Linked DNA regions of Homo sapiens: region 1 is linked to region 2. Evidence: chromatin loops called from intact Hi-C (ENCODE). Cell type or tissue: B cell. All regions are shown on one strand. Links, peaks and the distances in the headings refer to the core of each region. The heading gives the core; the rest is flanking DNA.

The links. Hi-C counts contacts between places; a loop is a spot of excess contacts. Peaks named below come from ENCODE experiments on the same cell type or tissue, not always from the same donor. Only the 100,000 strongest peaks of a DNase experiment are listed, where the experiment ranks them.
Region 1: it touches region 2 in a loop (2.2-fold over the local background); 2 of 110 quality-filtered maps call a loop at or near these places.

What each region holds. Positions count from the first base shown.
Region 1 is chr7:35,828,088-35,836,505 of GRCh38, forward strand. SEPTIN7 (septin 7) reads left to right here. Exons shown (of 14, transcript NM_001788.6): 2 at 3,405-3,409; 3 at 4,711-4,813. Among named protein-coding and RNA genes, the nearest start is that of SEPTIN7, 31 kb to the left of the region's middle. In B cell, for the core only: no CTCF peak of the experiment used is centred there; no DNase peak of the experiment used is centred there; H3K27ac peaks cover 1,205 bases.
Region 2 is chr7:35,888,031-35,896,448 of GRCh38, forward strand. SEPTIN7 (septin 7) reads left to right here. Exons shown (of 14, transcript NM_001788.6): 11 at 2,638-2,763. Among named protein-coding and RNA genes, the nearest start is that of SEPTIN7, 91 kb to the left of the region's middle. In B cell, for the core only: no CTCF peak of the experiment used is centred there; no DNase peak of the experiment used is centred there; H3K27ac peaks cover 815 bases.

The DNA of each region.
Region 1 (8,418 bases), core at 2,023-7,022, 60 kb before region 2:
TAATTTTATTTTAAAAAATATTTATTATAATAATTACATGCAAATAATTGTCTACTGTAAATCATCCTAGTTACTCTTCTTTGTCACCATGTTACTGAGACTGCTCTTATTTTTTAAGTTACCAGTGACCTTATTTCCAAATTTTATCAGTATGTCTGTTTCTGTAATGGTATCTTTCTCTGTAGCATTCAGCATAGTTAAGTGAATCCTCCATCCCTGAGATGATCTTGGTTTTCTTCCTGTCTCCACTGACTGATCTTTCTCTGCTCCAGGGCTTTGCCTCGACCCCCTTCTTCTTTTTTTTGAGACTGGAGTTTCTCTCTTGTTGCCCAGGCTGGAGTGCAGTGGCACGATCTCAGCTCACTGCAACCTCTGCCTCCCAGGTTCAAGCGATTCTTGTGCCTCAGCATCCCAAGTAGCTGGGACTGCTACAGGCACATGCCACCAAGTCCGGCCCATTTTTGTATTTTTAGTAGAGATGGGGTTTCACCATGTTGGCCAAGATGTTCTCGATCTCCTGACCTTGTGATCCACCCGCCTTGGTCTCCCAAAGTGCTAGGATTACAGGCATGAGCCACCGTGCCCTGCCGACCTCCTGTTTATCTATAGTCTGTCTTTGGGAATCCAATCCTGTTTCAATAGTATCTGCATGGCGATGATTCCTAAATCTATATTTTCAGCACCAACCAACCATGAAATTTCTCACTCTGTTGTCCAGGCTGGAGTGTAGTGGCATGATCACAGCTCACTGAAGCCTCAACCTCCTGGGCTAAAGCAATCCTCTCGCCTTGGCCTCCCAAAGTTTGGAATTACAAGCATGAACCGCTCTGGATGGCTGAGAGCTATCTTTAAAACAGTAATCAGGTCACTTGCCTATGAAAAACTCTCTAGTGTCTTCCTATCATGCCTAAAATAACATCCATATACTTCCTACTTTGGCTGAGTCCCAAATGATCAGGCCCCTGCTTGCCTCCCTGACCTCATTTCCTATCACTCATCCCCTTGTCCACTACTTCACTTCATTATAGTTCATGGACCTTCTTTTTTTTTTTTTTTTTTTTTTTTGGAGACGGAGTCTCGCTCTGTCATCCAGGCAGGAGTGCAATGGCACGATCTCGGCTCACTGCAGCTTCCACCCCCTAGGCAGGTTCAGGCCATTCTCCTGCCTCAGCCTCCCGAATGGCTGGGATTACAGGCACACATTGTCAGTCCCGGCTAATTTTTTGTATTTTTTAGTAGAGACGGGGTTTCACCATGTTGCCCAGGCTGGTCTCAAACTCCTGACCTCAGGCAATCCACCTGTCTCGGCTTTCTTTTTACTCTTGGAAATACCAAGTTCATCCCCACTTTAGGGCCTACCCCTTTGCCTGGAATGGTTTCCCGCTTTCCACAATTTTAAAATAATACTGTGTGCCAAAGACTGTTCTTGTTGCTAAGGATAAAGCAGTGAATAAGAGACAAGGGCAGACCCTGAGTCATTTTTGTTATACCTCTTATCTGATGAGTTCCTTCAAGGTGCAGTCTAAAATACTGTATTCTTTGAAACTACTGGTGCAACTTGCTCTCAGTAGCTTCCTTTTTTGATGTACCATTTATGTAATTCATTCAATCTCTGCGTTGATGGAGCTTACATTGCGGGCAGGGTGGAGGTCACAGTAAACAAGTTGGGTAAAATGTGTGTTGGATAATGGCAAGAGCTAAGAAGAAGCATACAGCAGGCAGCAAAGTGCTAAGGTGAGGAGTGGGGTCGTAATTTTAAATAAGGTGATTAGGGCAGGCCTTTTTGAAGGTGACATTTGAGTAATAAAAATAATCTGTGGCTGGGCTCGGTGGCTTACGCCTGTAATCCCAGCACTTTGGGAGGCCAAGGCGGGTGGATCATGAGGTCAGGAGTTCAAGACCAGCCTGGCCAAGATGGTGAAACCCCATCTCTACTAAAAATACAAAAATTAGCCGGGTGTGGTGGCACATGCCTGTAATCCCAGCTACTTGGGAGGCTGAGGCAGGGAATTGCTTGAACCTCGGAAAGAGGTTGCAGTGAGCCGAGATCGCGCCACTGCCCCCCAGCCTGGGCAACACAGTGAAATTCTGTCTCAAAAAAAAAAAAACTATTCCAAATAAAAAAAGCAACAAGTGCAAAAGCCATGAAGTGATAGTATGCACTGTATGTTTGGGGGGTAGTTAGGGATTCAGTGTTGGGGAAAGTGAAGTGAGCAAGGGGAGGAAGTGTAGCAGGAGATGAGGCCAGAAGTAAGAGTAGAGCCAGATCTTGCTAGGCTTTGTTGGCTAGTGGCTTTCATTGGTACACATTGGAACTACTTGAGGAGCTTTAAAAAATACTGATGGATGGGTTTCGCTTGCAGAGATTAATGTAATTGATCTGGAGGTGCAGCTGAGACATTAGGATTTTATAAAAGCTCCCCCAAGTGATTCTAAGATGCTGCTAAGGTAGAGAAACACTGTAGGCCATCATTGGGACTTCGGCTTTTACTTTTGAGGAAGTTCGGAAGTCATTGGATGATTTTGTCATGGAATAATTTTGTAATTAACTTTAAAACTGGGGTTTTGTTTATTACATTTAATTACCTTAACTATAAAACGGACTCCAGTTGTTTGAAGTGGGTTGTGATATAACTCATAGATTTGTATCAGTATAAAAATGCACACTTTTCACAGTTTGGCCAAGGATTATCTATTTTATTTTCTGTGCTTCATTAGTTGCCTTTTAGTTTTCACAGTTCACATATGTCTCCTCTTTCCATCTGTTTCTGCTTATCATCTTTAGCTTCCTTCCTTTTCCTGTATCTAAATGTCTACATTTCTTTAAATTCTGGACTTCAGTTTAATTAATAGAACTTGAAATACAGCATTGTATAAAAAGGTTTTAACCAAAACATTTGCATTTGTCTGATCTGAGCTGTCTTAATCCAGTGACTGACAAAGCAAAATTGCATGAAATTTACATTTTTTTTCTTCTTGTAATTTAAAACTTGGTTCCTGTATACCTTCCTGGATCTTTATACTTTTGTATCTTTTCTACCATTTCTGTAAAACCTCAACTGCAGGGTGCAATAATGGGCCTTATTTTCTATATTTCAGCAGGACAGTTGCTGAAAATGGGTTTAAACTCACTGGCATTATATCCCACACAAAAATATATTACTTTGACATGTTTAGAAAAAAGTCTGCCTTTAATTTCTTTGTAATTTACCTCTAATTTGTTGAGTTACATGTAAGTAACTTTTTTTTCCCCTCTGTCTTGCTGTGTTTCAATGGATTTGCCTCTCCTGTTTGGACTGAATATGTCATTACAATTCTTGGAATTCTTTGTTTACTGTTCCTCTGTGGATTTCTTCTGTTGGAATCTGGAACACTGGAATGATGGAAATGTGTTCTTTACAAAGTAGCTGTGAGTATACTACATAATTTATAGAGTTTTTTTCAGTCTCAGTTAACTTAAATTTAATTTATAGTTGGATGAAATATGAGCCAAGGAAACCTTAGGTTTAATGCATATTTCTAACTCCACTCATAGCAGACTTTCAAATATTTGACTTAAAAATGTTAGATTCTGATTAGTCTCCTAATTATTATGTTTATAGTTAGCTTTTCATTTTAATGGGCTTCGTTTTTAAAATTTGGCTTAAGAATTAGTTTTATGAAATGAACAAAAGAGCCAAAGATTATGGATGGAATATTTAGCTACATGACTAGTAAACATTGTAGACTTCTGTTCTTTGTTAAATCCAAATGTATTGAATTGATGTTTTGATCCCATGATTGCTTTTTAAATGAGAATTTAAATGTGGCAGAAACTTTTAAGAGAATGTGTGCCTCTTTTTGCTATTTTTTAATGTTGAGATAAGACTGCCTCCAAAGTAAAATTAACCAATGAGACTCTGCTTATTCAAATAGTCTTAACTACGGACAGCATTTCTCACCCATGGGTAAGTTAGAAGTCAGACTTATTTACTACACCAATTTGGAAGTAGATTTCTTTCAGTTACTCACGAAACTATTGTTGAGGTCATCTAGGAATAAAAAACCAATAGAAAATGAAGTTATAAGTTACTTTAAAACCTGGATAAACCTGAAGATAAAGGCAGTAGGATCATGTGAAACCTTGAAGTGACAAAATTGGACCTGGCATAACAGCTTGAATGATACTGTAGCTGGTTGACACTGATCACAAGAGCCTTCAAGAGTTTATTTTTTAAAATTGCTTTAAATTCAACATTTTGATTTCATTTCATGAATAAGAAGACAAATTTCAAGAATCTCATGCCTGTGGTATAATTAGTCAGTGTGATCAAAGGAGATAATTAAAAAGGATTCTTAATATGATATGAAGGGGATTTGAATTTTTTTATTGTGAAGAATCCTTTGTTATTTTGCTTTTTTAGTTGGTTGGTCAATCATCTTGTTACTAACTACTGTCAATTGAAATCTTTGCTCTGAGGCAGGTTTTCTAAATTTTTATTTCATTCCCTTGGATTTTTATAATTAACCATTATATTGTCAGTCAACTCATGCTCAAATAATTTTGTCCATTTAAGAATTGATAGTTTTATTGATAATGCCATGAAAGTAGTTTGATTTGCTGTGAATAATAGTATAATTTTCTAAAATAGGTTAATGAAGGGAATTTGAAAGTGTGATTGAATAGTACTGTTGATACATGAATAACTTGGCCCTTTTTGCTTTTGTCAGCAACAGAAGAACCTTGAAGGCTATGTGGGATTTGCCAATCTCCCAAATCAAGTATACAGAAAATCGGTGAAGAGAGGTTTTGAATTCACGCTTATGGTAGTGGGTAAGATATGATTTCTTACTAAAATGGAACTTTGGTTTAAGTTTTAAACGTTAGTCAACTCTGAATAGATTTAAGAAAACACTGGCACAGATATCTACAGTGATCATATCTTTGTTGTATTTTCTCTTATGTGCATACATTTTAAAATTTAACTCAGTGGCATAATGGGATTTATGTCTTGCCTCTTATTTTAAGGTAGAAACTACAAGTTGAGAAATGGTGGGTGATAGTGTTGGAGTGGAACTCTAGAGAAGTTATCTTCAATTCATAGTGCTACAAAAGAAAATAGCATCTGGTGGTTACTTACTACTCCAGGATAGTTTTGTTTTCTGGCTTATATGCTATAGTGGAGTATCATATAAGCATTTAACTTAATGTGCTCTGAATTTTGAAAAGAAAGGTAGGATAGAGGATCATAATAATGTAGTTGATTACCCTTGGAATTCATTAATTGAATGTAAGCACTGGAATGAGTAAAATATGACTCTCCTGGTTCTCTAATTCAGTCTGAGTTTTCTTTTGTGTGTTATTCCATGAACACATTACCCTGCCTATAGTCCATTTGAAAATACTGTTAAGGATAATTTTGACTGTAGGTTGGTAGCATCATTATTAAATATGAAGAAACACACTGTGTCTTTCCCATCTATAAGATTAGTTATCTTCAATAACAGTCTTACTCTTAAATGACTATACAGTATTTTCACCTCATATAGGCTGACTTTAGAACCTAAGTTACGAATATTGTATAGTGTAACTTTGTTGTATTTCTGTTATTTAAGAAGGTGAATTGCAGGGTAGTGGATTAGCTATCCTTAACAAAGAAAGTTGAGTTGATGCTTGACTTTTTAGGTAGTATACATTTTTGTTAACTATGTTTCAACATCTAGTATTTTTATTTTGGTGCTGAATTAGGTTAATTGAACTAGCTGTGAAATACTCCTTTATTGGGAGGTAGAATATTTTATCTACTGACTGCAATATTTTACCTGTTGGTCAGTTTTTGGCTCTTTGGAAGTTGTATACATCGTCAGAGTTCACAGTTAAAACAGGTACAGAATATGCAAATTTGATACTTTATAGCATTGGTTACCTTGTCTATGTATCTCTTGTTGAGTAGAAGTATGGTATATCTAGCTTGCAAACTGCTGCTGTGGAGTAGAGATGGGTCTAGATAGAGGGATAAAATAATGCAGAGCATACCTTTTCTTCGGTAGGTTGGTAACATCATCATTATATGAAGAAACACTGTATCTTACCTTTACATATGTAATATTAATAATCTCAAGTGACAAACTGTAGACAAATACAATTTTTTCACTTACGGGAAAACCTCCTAGGTCCATTAGGAGAACTGTAACAATTAAAAAAATTTCCTTTGACTTTAGAATTTTTGTTTAAAGAATTACTTTTTAAACTATACTTAGTAGGATAATGTCTGGTGATCAAGGCCAGAGAGTTGATTTAAAATCTCTGTGGCATTTTTCCAAATGAAAAAAATCAAATAATCATCTGATTTTGATTTTTAGAGGAAATATTCAGTCTCTAGATGTATATTACTTATTAGCTTTTCTAATTAATCCCTTTGTGAAATGCAGCTTTTCTTTTTTCTCTTCCTAATGATAAGACTTCAACTGAGGCCAAAGAAAAATAGGTGTTAATATCCTTACTTTCAAGTGTTAATATCCTTATTCTGTTTTCCCACTGAGCCTTGAACATTGTTTAATTAACTACATTTGAATAGATATATTGAGTGCAGGTATTAAATATTTTCATCTATATAGGTGTAGTGCCTTATACATAGTCACTTACTAAGTATCTAATCACTTAGTATCTAATATGTTGATTTATTTTTCAGATTTTAGGCTGACTCTAACAGCATCATTTGCAAATCATAGAAAGCTGAAACCAACCTTGCTTTAATATTCTTGACTTAAAAACTTTCAGCTATTCCTTATGAGCTAAATCCTCATTTTTGGGATCTAAACTCAGAATAAATTTGGCTCCCACATTACGACAGTTCATTTACAACTTACACATTGATATCAACTGAGAATCTGTAACAGATTTTTTTTTTATTAAACTCTTTGTACTTTGTTGGAAAACCTTTAATAATCTTGCTTCATAAGCAATGTTTATTGAGTACTTGCTTGAGTGACTTATTTGTATCAAAGAAGCATGCTGTGTATTCCCATATTTTCTGTCTTAAAGGAGCTTCTGATTTATATGACAAGATAAACCACATAGAAATATGAGTCAGTAGAATCATACAAAAGTTAAGAGCCATAGAAGTTTAAGGGTATAGGACAGTTTGCCTCAGTTGGAGATTATTATTGCCTTCTTTTGAAAAGGGAGGCATTAGGACAAATTTTTGAAGGATAGAATTGGGGCCAAGATTGAAGGAGCAGTCCTGTTGGCGGAAATAATAGCCATCATTTACATAACTTTTTTATGTGCCAGGTAATGTTTTCAGTACTTTATGGGCATTATCTGCTAACTTACGATTCTTACAACAGCCCTATGAAGTAGGTATTGTTATCCCATTTTGGAGCTGAAGAAACTGAGGCATAGCGAGATTAGGTTACTTGCCCATGGTTACATTGCTAGGAGATGGCAGAACCAAACCCAGTCTACTGCTCAGTTAGTCTGGGATGTTCTTAACCACCATGCAGAGGCTAATCTGGGGATACTGGGTATAGTGCAGTGTTTATAAGAGTACATCCAATATGCCTTGAACTTAGATGAATTCAGTGAAAGAGAGAATGAATGAGAATGAGAACTAGAGAACTTAAATAGTACAAGTAATTTTTCCTGTTATTCCACTGGAATGAGCATCTGGCCTAGAGTGGGTGTGAAGTGGGAGAGGTGCATTTGCTATTCTCCTAGTCATTATTAGCTTCCACATAGTTTGATAGTGTGAACTCCTCACTTTGCTGAATGTTATAGTCTAGGGACAACAGGGCACCTAAGTACAAATTGGTCACTTTTTATGTGTTCAAAGAAACAGTTACCTATTTTAGTGGAGGAGGAAGATAGGTTGTTAGCTTGTATGTAATTGTGCTTTATGGATGATATAAGGAATTTTTCAAGATTTTTTTCACAGCACACTGACTTTAGGATCTGACCCCTAAGGTGTAACTTTACAATTAAAATTAAGCTGGAAAGGTAGACTAGCCAGGATTTTGGAGACCCTGATTGACAATTTGATGGGGAGATTAGAATTCTTGATTTTGAATCTTTAAAAATTTAGGCATATCAAATAATGAAGACATGTAGATCTCTATTCAGTGAAGTTGTCTAACCTGTTTGGCTTGGAACTTGACTATCATTAGTGTGCTCCCTAATTAGACTTAACTGTGATAGAGAATAAATTTTTAATTGTAATATCCTGTTTTTACTAGAATTCTTCAAGGAGGCAGAACTCAGAAAACTGTAGTTTGCTTTATTTAACTTGAAATAGTTTTTAAAACAGGTAGTATTAAACCTATTATTCTGAATCCTAGGAAGATAGAATCCAAAATTCAGTCATTTCTGTAATCTTGAACTTTGCAAAATTTTTGTGATAACAGAATTTTAAACATTTAATGATATGTCAATAATGTATT
Region 2 (8,418 bases), core at 1,833-6,832:
CAGGCAAACCAAGGAAGACGATGGAAAGGAGGAAAACTATACAAATATTTTCAGGGTGTGGATATGGGTGTTTCAGAAATCAAATGGGGAAAGAAAACAAAAGGAGAACAGAAAGAGTTACGATATCAGCAATGGGAAATGGAAGAGACAAATTCCTGAAACTGTGGGGAAACTATTGCTAATTAACAAATTATTTTGAGAATGGAGGAGTGGGTTGAATCATAAAATGATAAAGTATATTTAAATGGAAATAAAGACTTTCATAACCTGAAAAAATCAGAATTATGTAGTCGTATAGAAGACTTTAGTGATTTTAGTGAAAAGAAAAATTATTCATTATCTAAAATATTAGATGACACTAACAAAAATAACTTAACAATTAGTAAATTCACCTTACTTTTATCTTACACATTCATGCAAACATTTCATGTAAGTTTTCTTCCTTAGGACCTTTAACGATTTTTCAGTGATGCAGTGATGATATGTAATATATAATAAATAAAATCAGGCCAGGTGCAGTGGTTCACACCTGTAATCCCAGCATTTTGGCAGGCGAAGGTGGGAGAATTGCTTGAGCTCAGGAGTTCAAGACTGGCCTGGGCAACATGGTGAAACCTCGTCCCTACTAAAAATACAAGAAATAGTCGGGCGTGGTGGTGCATGCCTGTAGTCCCAGCTACTCAGGAGGCTGAGGTGGGAGGATGGTTTGAGCCTGAAAGGCAGAGATTGTAGTGAGCTGAGATCGTACCACTGCATTCCATCCAGCCTGGGCAACAGAGCGAGACCCTGTATCAAAAAAAAAAAAAAAAAAAAAACGGAAAAGAAAAATTAAATAAACATTGTTTTATATTGGCATAGGTATTTGTTATTTTTCTCCACTTAGAGAAACTGGTTCCAAAAAGTGTTTATCATATCTCAGCTTCAATCTTGAGTTATGAATTCTGTTAAAATTCCTATCATCTGCTATCTGCATTGGGATGCAAAAGGTAATGGCATGTTCCTTGTAAAGGGGATCTTACAGTTGAAGAGATATGATGTCACCTGTGACGTATACTTGTACCAAAAATGAATGACAACCAAGGAGGAAATGGTCATGGTTGGAATGCTTTGATGTCAAGGCTGGGAAAAAGGTTTCCAAAGCAATTAAGTCTTTGACGAGAGATTGACAAATTAGCATGAACTGTTCAGTGTCAGCCGCCAGATATGCCAGGAGTAGGGAGCTGCCTGACTTGCCTGAAGTGGAGTGGTAGAACTTCAGAAGTAACTATTGTGGCTATAAGAGAACGTGAATTTATTGAGGGACAGAGTCTGGGAGATGAGATTTTTGGAAAAACCAGACTTAGGACTAAGGGGAGTCAACTATCAGAGAATTGCATGGAAATGTCAGTACGAAATGAATCAGAGTAATTGAATATCACATTTTGTTCCCAAAGGGGGAGATTCAAGAAGCTGGATTGTGAAGTAACAGTAAAGGTTCTCTGGTTGTAAGGAATGATAAAAACAGTACAACAATACACTTTTTTTTTCTTTTTAAGACGGTCTCTTGCTCATGTACTCAGGATGGAGTGCAATGCGTGATCTTGGCTCACTGCAACCTCCACTTCCTGGGTTCAAGCGATTCTCCTGCCTCAGCCTCCCAAGTAGCTGGGATTATAGGTGCTTGCCACCACGCCCAACTGATTTTTGTATTTTTAGTAGAGATGGGGTTCCACCATGTTGGCCAGGCTGGTCTCGAACCCCTGAGCTCAGGCAATCTGCCCGCCCCGGCCTCTCAAAGTGTTGGGATTACAGGTGTGAGCCAGCGTGCCCAGCCAACAATACACCTTTGTGTTTGTCTCCCAGAAGGGAGTTTTAGTAAAGTGGTGAAGATGAATGATGGCAGATATAGGAAGTTTGAGATAGAATGGATGATGAGAAGAGAGAGGACTGACAATACGGTATTGCCACACCATGTATATCCAAGAACACTACATTGGTAAAGGATATCCATAGAGCAGCTAAGGATATCTTCAGTGTCTTGAATTATTAAATAATGATGACATCATCTCATATGTATTGTAGACTTATATATATTGATTTTATATATGATAGAAATGCTGTAAGCAAAAATTTGTTTAACCGAAATACCACTTTCACTAGACAGTTTGAAGAAACAGAAAATTACTCTAAAATTTCCTTGTTTGAAAACAACTTGATATGTGATCTGAAATTTATTATTATGTATTAATAAAAACTCATATATTACCTTAGTAATATTGCTAAAAGGCAGTGTCTTTTAGATTTTATGAGCTTCAGTAGTGGCCAATCTGCACTCTGTTGTCTAGTATTTAAATAGATAATATAAAGATGAATACTCTTTCATAGAAAGGTCATCCTTCAGTAACTGTTTTTGGGGATTTATAGGTCTTAAAATGTCACTGGAATCTAAATTTGGTGTCAAGTTAGCTTATTTTTTGTTGGTTTACTTTGAGTGTAAATGAAAACAGATGAATGCCACCTTCCTTAACAATAGTCTTTTGTTCATTTTAAATCTGAAATTTTTGTTTTGGTAAAATTTTGAATTCATATTAAAACTTTTTAAGCTTTTTTCCCCCTAGCTATTAATAGAAGCAAACTCTTGCTGTTTGTTTATGACAGAACACACATGCAGGACTTGAAAGATGTTACTAATAATGTCCACTATGAGAACTACAGAAGCAGAAAACTTGCAGCTGTGACTTATAATGGAGTTGATAACAACAAGAATAAAGGGCAGCTGACTAAGTAAGTATATATTTTTTTCTCCAAAAAGGTATTATTTCTGTAGTCAATAATCATATTGTTTCATTTTCATTAAATTTCTTCTGGCTACTCAGTAGAAAATTTGGATAATGTTCTTTATGCACAGCAGCATAAATTTATATTGTTATGCTTTGTTAATAGTAGAAGCTTTTTTGAATGAACCATTTTGATAGTTTTCACTTACAAATTATGTGGAAACAAAGGACAGGCTTTAACAAAAGGAATATTTAGATGAATTTGTTCTTGGTTACCTTCTCTATTCCTATTCCAGGGAGTAAATTAGCTGGAGTTTCGTTTTCTTCTTTTGGTTGTTAGAGTGGTGTAAGTGACTACCAAGTGTGTAGCTTTGCCCTGTTGAGCTTATATCTCAAGCTGTGGTGGTTTCATGTTGGGTTCGAAAAAAGAGATGTGTGAGGAAGCTGGTAACCATGTCTGTGCCCTACTTTTTAAAAATCTGTCATTATTGAAAATCATAATTACATCATATGTCACTTAACAGTGGGGATACATTTCTGAGAAATGTGTCATTGGGCTATTTTGTCATTTTGTAAACATCATAGAGTATCTACACAAACCTAGATGGTAGAGCCTTCTACACACCTAGGTTATGTGGTCTAGCTATTCCTTGCAGGCTATAAACCTATACAGCATGTTACTGTACTGAATGTTATAGACAGTTGTAACATAATGTCAAGTATTTGTGTATCTAAACATAGAAAAGGTGCAGTAAAAATACAGTGTAAAAGATTAAAAATGGTATATCTGTATAGGGCACTTGGTTTGAATGGAGTTTGCAGGACTGGAGATTGATTGCTCTGGATGAGTCAGTGAGTGTGCAGTGAGTGAACGTGAAGACCTAGGACATTACTGTACACTACTGTGGACTTTATGAACACTGTACACTTAGGCTATACTAAATTTATTTTTTAAATTTCTCTTCAATAATCTTACTTTGCTGTAACTTTATTTTATAATAACTTAAATTTTAAAAAACTTTTTGGTTCTTTTGTAGTAACACTTAGCTTAAAACACAAACACATTGAACAGATGTAGAAAGATATTATCTTTATAATCTTTATAAGCTTTTTTCTATTTTAAAAGTTCTTTCTTTTTTCATTTATACCTTTTTTTGTTGTTGTTAAAAACAAAGACATAAACTTACACATTAGCCTAGGCCTACTCAGGGTCAAGATCATCAAGATGCCACTGGGCAGTAGGAATCTATGGGCCACCATCATATATGCCATCCCTTGTTTACTGAAATGTCATTATGCAGTACATAGCTATATTGCAAAACCATTTTAAATAATGTGCATTTGTAGCTAGGTGTTATCTACAATTAGACGATAATCCTGAAGGATCAACTATATAAATACGAAAGACAAGTTCTCAAAATAGCTATAGTATTTTCCATAGTGGTTAACATGCCTTATAATGGAATAGAAAAATGTCCCTTCTTAAATATTTAAAATACAAGATTCTGTTTGAGGTAAGCCTCAATATGTGAACAAAAGGAAGGCTTTTTATCTCTTTTGAGCAAAATGTTTATTGAGTAACTTTGGCACAAAAATGTAAGGACCCATCATAGTGAATATTGTTCATAAAATCCTAATTCACTTTAAACTTATCATTAACGATGCACTTTTTAACTCATTAAAAGAAACGCATACACAAAGCTACTGATAATTTTGTATGTTAAAGTACTAGTACATATTTTTTGTTAAATATATGTACTTATTCAATATATTTTTTAAAACATTTGTTAAGTTGTAGATAAAAGGAATTATTTATTTGTTCCCATGTCTCAAATATAAGGCTTTTTAAAGTAGTGCTGTTGGATGCAGGTAAGATAATTCATGGAAAAATAGAAAACTTTACAGTATCATTAAGTTTCTTTCTGCATATACAAAATTCTACTGTGTGGATACATGAGTTAAACTATATCCCAGGTGAAAACATAATTAGTAGAATTCTACTGGAAATATATCTCTTAAAGAGAGGAATCATGACCATACTTTGCCTATGCAAATAAAAAAAGAAATGTTTGCATTGCTAAAAAGCAAATTGGCCCAGGAGCTAGCATAATATTTTATTTTATGTTAATAATAAATAGGAATTAGACTGTTACTACTTCATTGAATAACGCATACTGAACCTGAAAGAAATCGCTTAGAAGTTTTATCTATTAGTTGTATCTGACATTGTCTTGAAAATGTTAGCAATTTCAAAAAATATTTTTGTTAAATTTTTCTTTAAAAGTCATTAACAACTTATGGTGCTTTAGCTGATGTAAGGTGCTTTTCCTCATAGCTCAGTACATATCCATGAATAACTGAAAAGAAAGACTAATGTTTAAATAAGTGAAGTAGGTGTGAGTTTAGGCTTCTTTTAATGTTCTTTTTGTATTGCTCTCATGTGACTCTATAGCAACGTATTCTTTGACAGTGGTAGTGGGGAGGGGTTGAGAGTTGCAAGAATTTTGGAATGGAAGGTGAACCTATTGAAAATTTATAGTTAAATTGATCTTTGGCAATGTATGTTTCACAAAGTGCTAATCACACTTTGGTTTTAGAATATAAGCTAAACTTTTTAAAGATGTTAGACATTGAATAGTAAAATACATTCATGTGCCACATAATGATGTTTCAGTCAATGACCGACTGCATATACAAGATCCCATAATATCGTGTGTCTATACCATAGAGCCTAAGTGTGTAGTAGGTTATACTATCTAAGGTTGTGTAAGTACACTATGTTGTTGAACCGATGACAAGTGAATTTCTCAGAATGTATCCCCGTTGTTAAGCAGTGCATGACTGTGAATCAATTTATCTTATATTTAATTTTCTGAGGTAGTTTTGGGCACACTGTAGAGTCTATTGAAACATGAAGTAAACATTAAAAATACATGTGTAGATGTCTGAAAATGTGCCTTTCTGTTACGTCAATAGCCCTAGAACAATTCTATTTCAGAGGGACTTAAAACAAGAAATAGATTGTGTGGTTTAAATCTGAAGAATAGCTGAACTTGTCCAGTCAGCTATAATTTGTCTCAAGGTTAGATCTGGAGAAGTGGATGCTGTTCTTAGCAGCTATCCAGTAATTACCTGTTTCTGACAAAGTATGGAGCCATCCAAGTACTTCTTGCATCCCTGTATGGAGGGTAATGGGTGGTTGAAAGCCACAGAAAGGGTAACCTCTCAAATCAAAGAAAATTCAGCAAGGGTTTGTAAAGGAAAGGGGAGAAGAGTTGGTCATATGCAGATTGCTGATCTCTTAAAGGAAGTGTGATCCCCAATAAGAGGAGGGCCGTCTTTTTTTTTTTTTTTTTCTAAACTTCCTTCTTGAAGTTTTGTCTGCCTCCTTTTTCCTTGATCTTCCTTGTACCCTTTACTTAAAATCACATTTTATTGGTGACTCTTTTTCAGAACTGATGTCTATCATTGGTACCAATTGTGACAATAGATACCTTGCTCCAAGTTGGGGCACACCCTTGTCTCTCTTTCCCTTATGTTAATTTATTTTTCTGTTCTCTATAGCCTTCTCCATCAGTCATCTTGGGAAAACTTTATAAGTGAATGACTAAAAATACAAGTTTCAAAGGCAGATTCTCAGAATTCTTGATACATGACAGAGTTTTCATTGATCTAAATAGAAATAAAGACAATTTGCTGAAAATTTCAAGTTGTTTCAAAAAATTAAACTTAGTTATATCTTTTACTCTTTATTCAAGTGTCCTTTCATGAAATTATAATGATAGTAGTTGGAAGTTTTGTTTATGTTTGGTTTTAATACTCTCACATGGCAAAACAAAATGTTGGCAACCATTATTACTCAAAATTTTTAGAAATTTTTATTGAACTTTGAAATTATTTAAGTGAAATTCCTTTGGAAAATTTTGCACATAGTGACCTACTAACCACTGGAGCAAAAGTATGTAAATCTACTTGCTTAATTTGTTCTTTAGGAAAGACCACACACATAATTTAAATGAAACATGATTGTCTTTTATTATACTCCAAATGTGGGTCATATGTAATGCAGCAAAGTAGAACTTGACTAGGTCATCCTTATGTGGCATGGTGGCTATAATTCTCTTATTGGTCACATGAAGGGATGTGGCTTGCAGGAATTTTAACCTTATAAAGACAACCCTAGAAGGAGCTAAATCATTGGGGGTTTAGTTTCATATTCCGGTTATGTTGTAATCATTTTCTTTTTCTTGTTTTACTAGGCTTTCTTCATTTCTTTGTCTGGGTTTTTAATTTCACTGATAGGTTTATAAGCTTTACTACTATATGGGGGTGGGTAAGAGTTTCCTATTAAAAAGCAGGCAGGCAATAATACAACTTAAATGGTTTTTCCAGCCATTTAATAAAAGGTTTTACTTGGAAAAAAATAGTAAATGTGAAGATAAAAAGTGATCTCCCTACATTTTCTACATTATAAGCACAATTTTTTGTTTCGATTTTCTAAAAATAAAGATGACTAGAAGTGAGGTGTTAATATAAAAATTAAAAATTTGAAAGATCATTTTTACTGGTGAGAGACTTCAATAATTCATTTTAAATATGCATGAACATTTTTTCACAGTATTTGAGTATATTTGGTCAGATTATTTTTACAAGACTAAAAAACTTACAGTATCTTAACTGTTAAATAATTGCAAATTTCTTTTAGAAACACACATTTGCAGGTTTAAAACTTTCAAGACTTTCAGAAGATAATTGCACAGCATATTTATTTTTATAGTGATTTAGTGTAATGATTATGAACATAATTTGGGAAATAAATTAGCTTTAGCGAATTTTACTGTAAATTTTTTATTTAGGGCACATACCTTAATAATTTGTGAAAGCTATGCATTTGCCTTTAATTGCAGCTTTTAGCATGCTTTACTTTAAATGTGCCAAATCACTAATTTTTTTTCCTTTAGGTATGATACAGTTGAAGGCATGTAAGGCAGGGGATTTTAAATACTTAAATTTTGAATTTAAATGAAGATATTTTTTTCTTCGAGATGGACTCCTGCTCTGTCAGCCAGGCTGGAGTACAGTGGCACGATCTTGGCTCACTGCAACCTCTGCCTCCTGGGTTCAAGCAATTCTCCTGTCTCAGCCTCCCAAGTAGCTGGAATTACAGGCGTGTGCCACCACGCCCGGCTAATTTTTGTATTTTTAGTAAAGATGGAGTTTCACCATGTTGGCCACGCTGGTTTCAAACTCGTGACTTTGTGATCTGCCTGCCTTGGCCTCCCAAACTGCTAGCATTACAGGTGTGAACCACCGTGCCCGGCTTAAAAGATTTGAAACATCATTGCATGTTTTATCCGCAGTCTCTTATTTTCCCCCCTAGAGTTATTTAAATAATAATTTAGGTGGCAAAAATACTTGCTCTTTCCCAAGGATAAGATAAACATTTTATAGATGAGTTGTATAAGTAGGAATAGATATTTCTCTCTGATTTCTAATTTAATATATTTACAATCATAATTGTTGGAAGTTGCTTAAATACACATTCAGTTACTTAAGGTTAGCAATCACAAAATTGTTTTTAGATTGTTTCTTTTTTAGAGACTAAAAAAGATTTTTGGGGTGTTAGGGGACAGTGGGAATTATAGACTCTTTGAAAATCTAA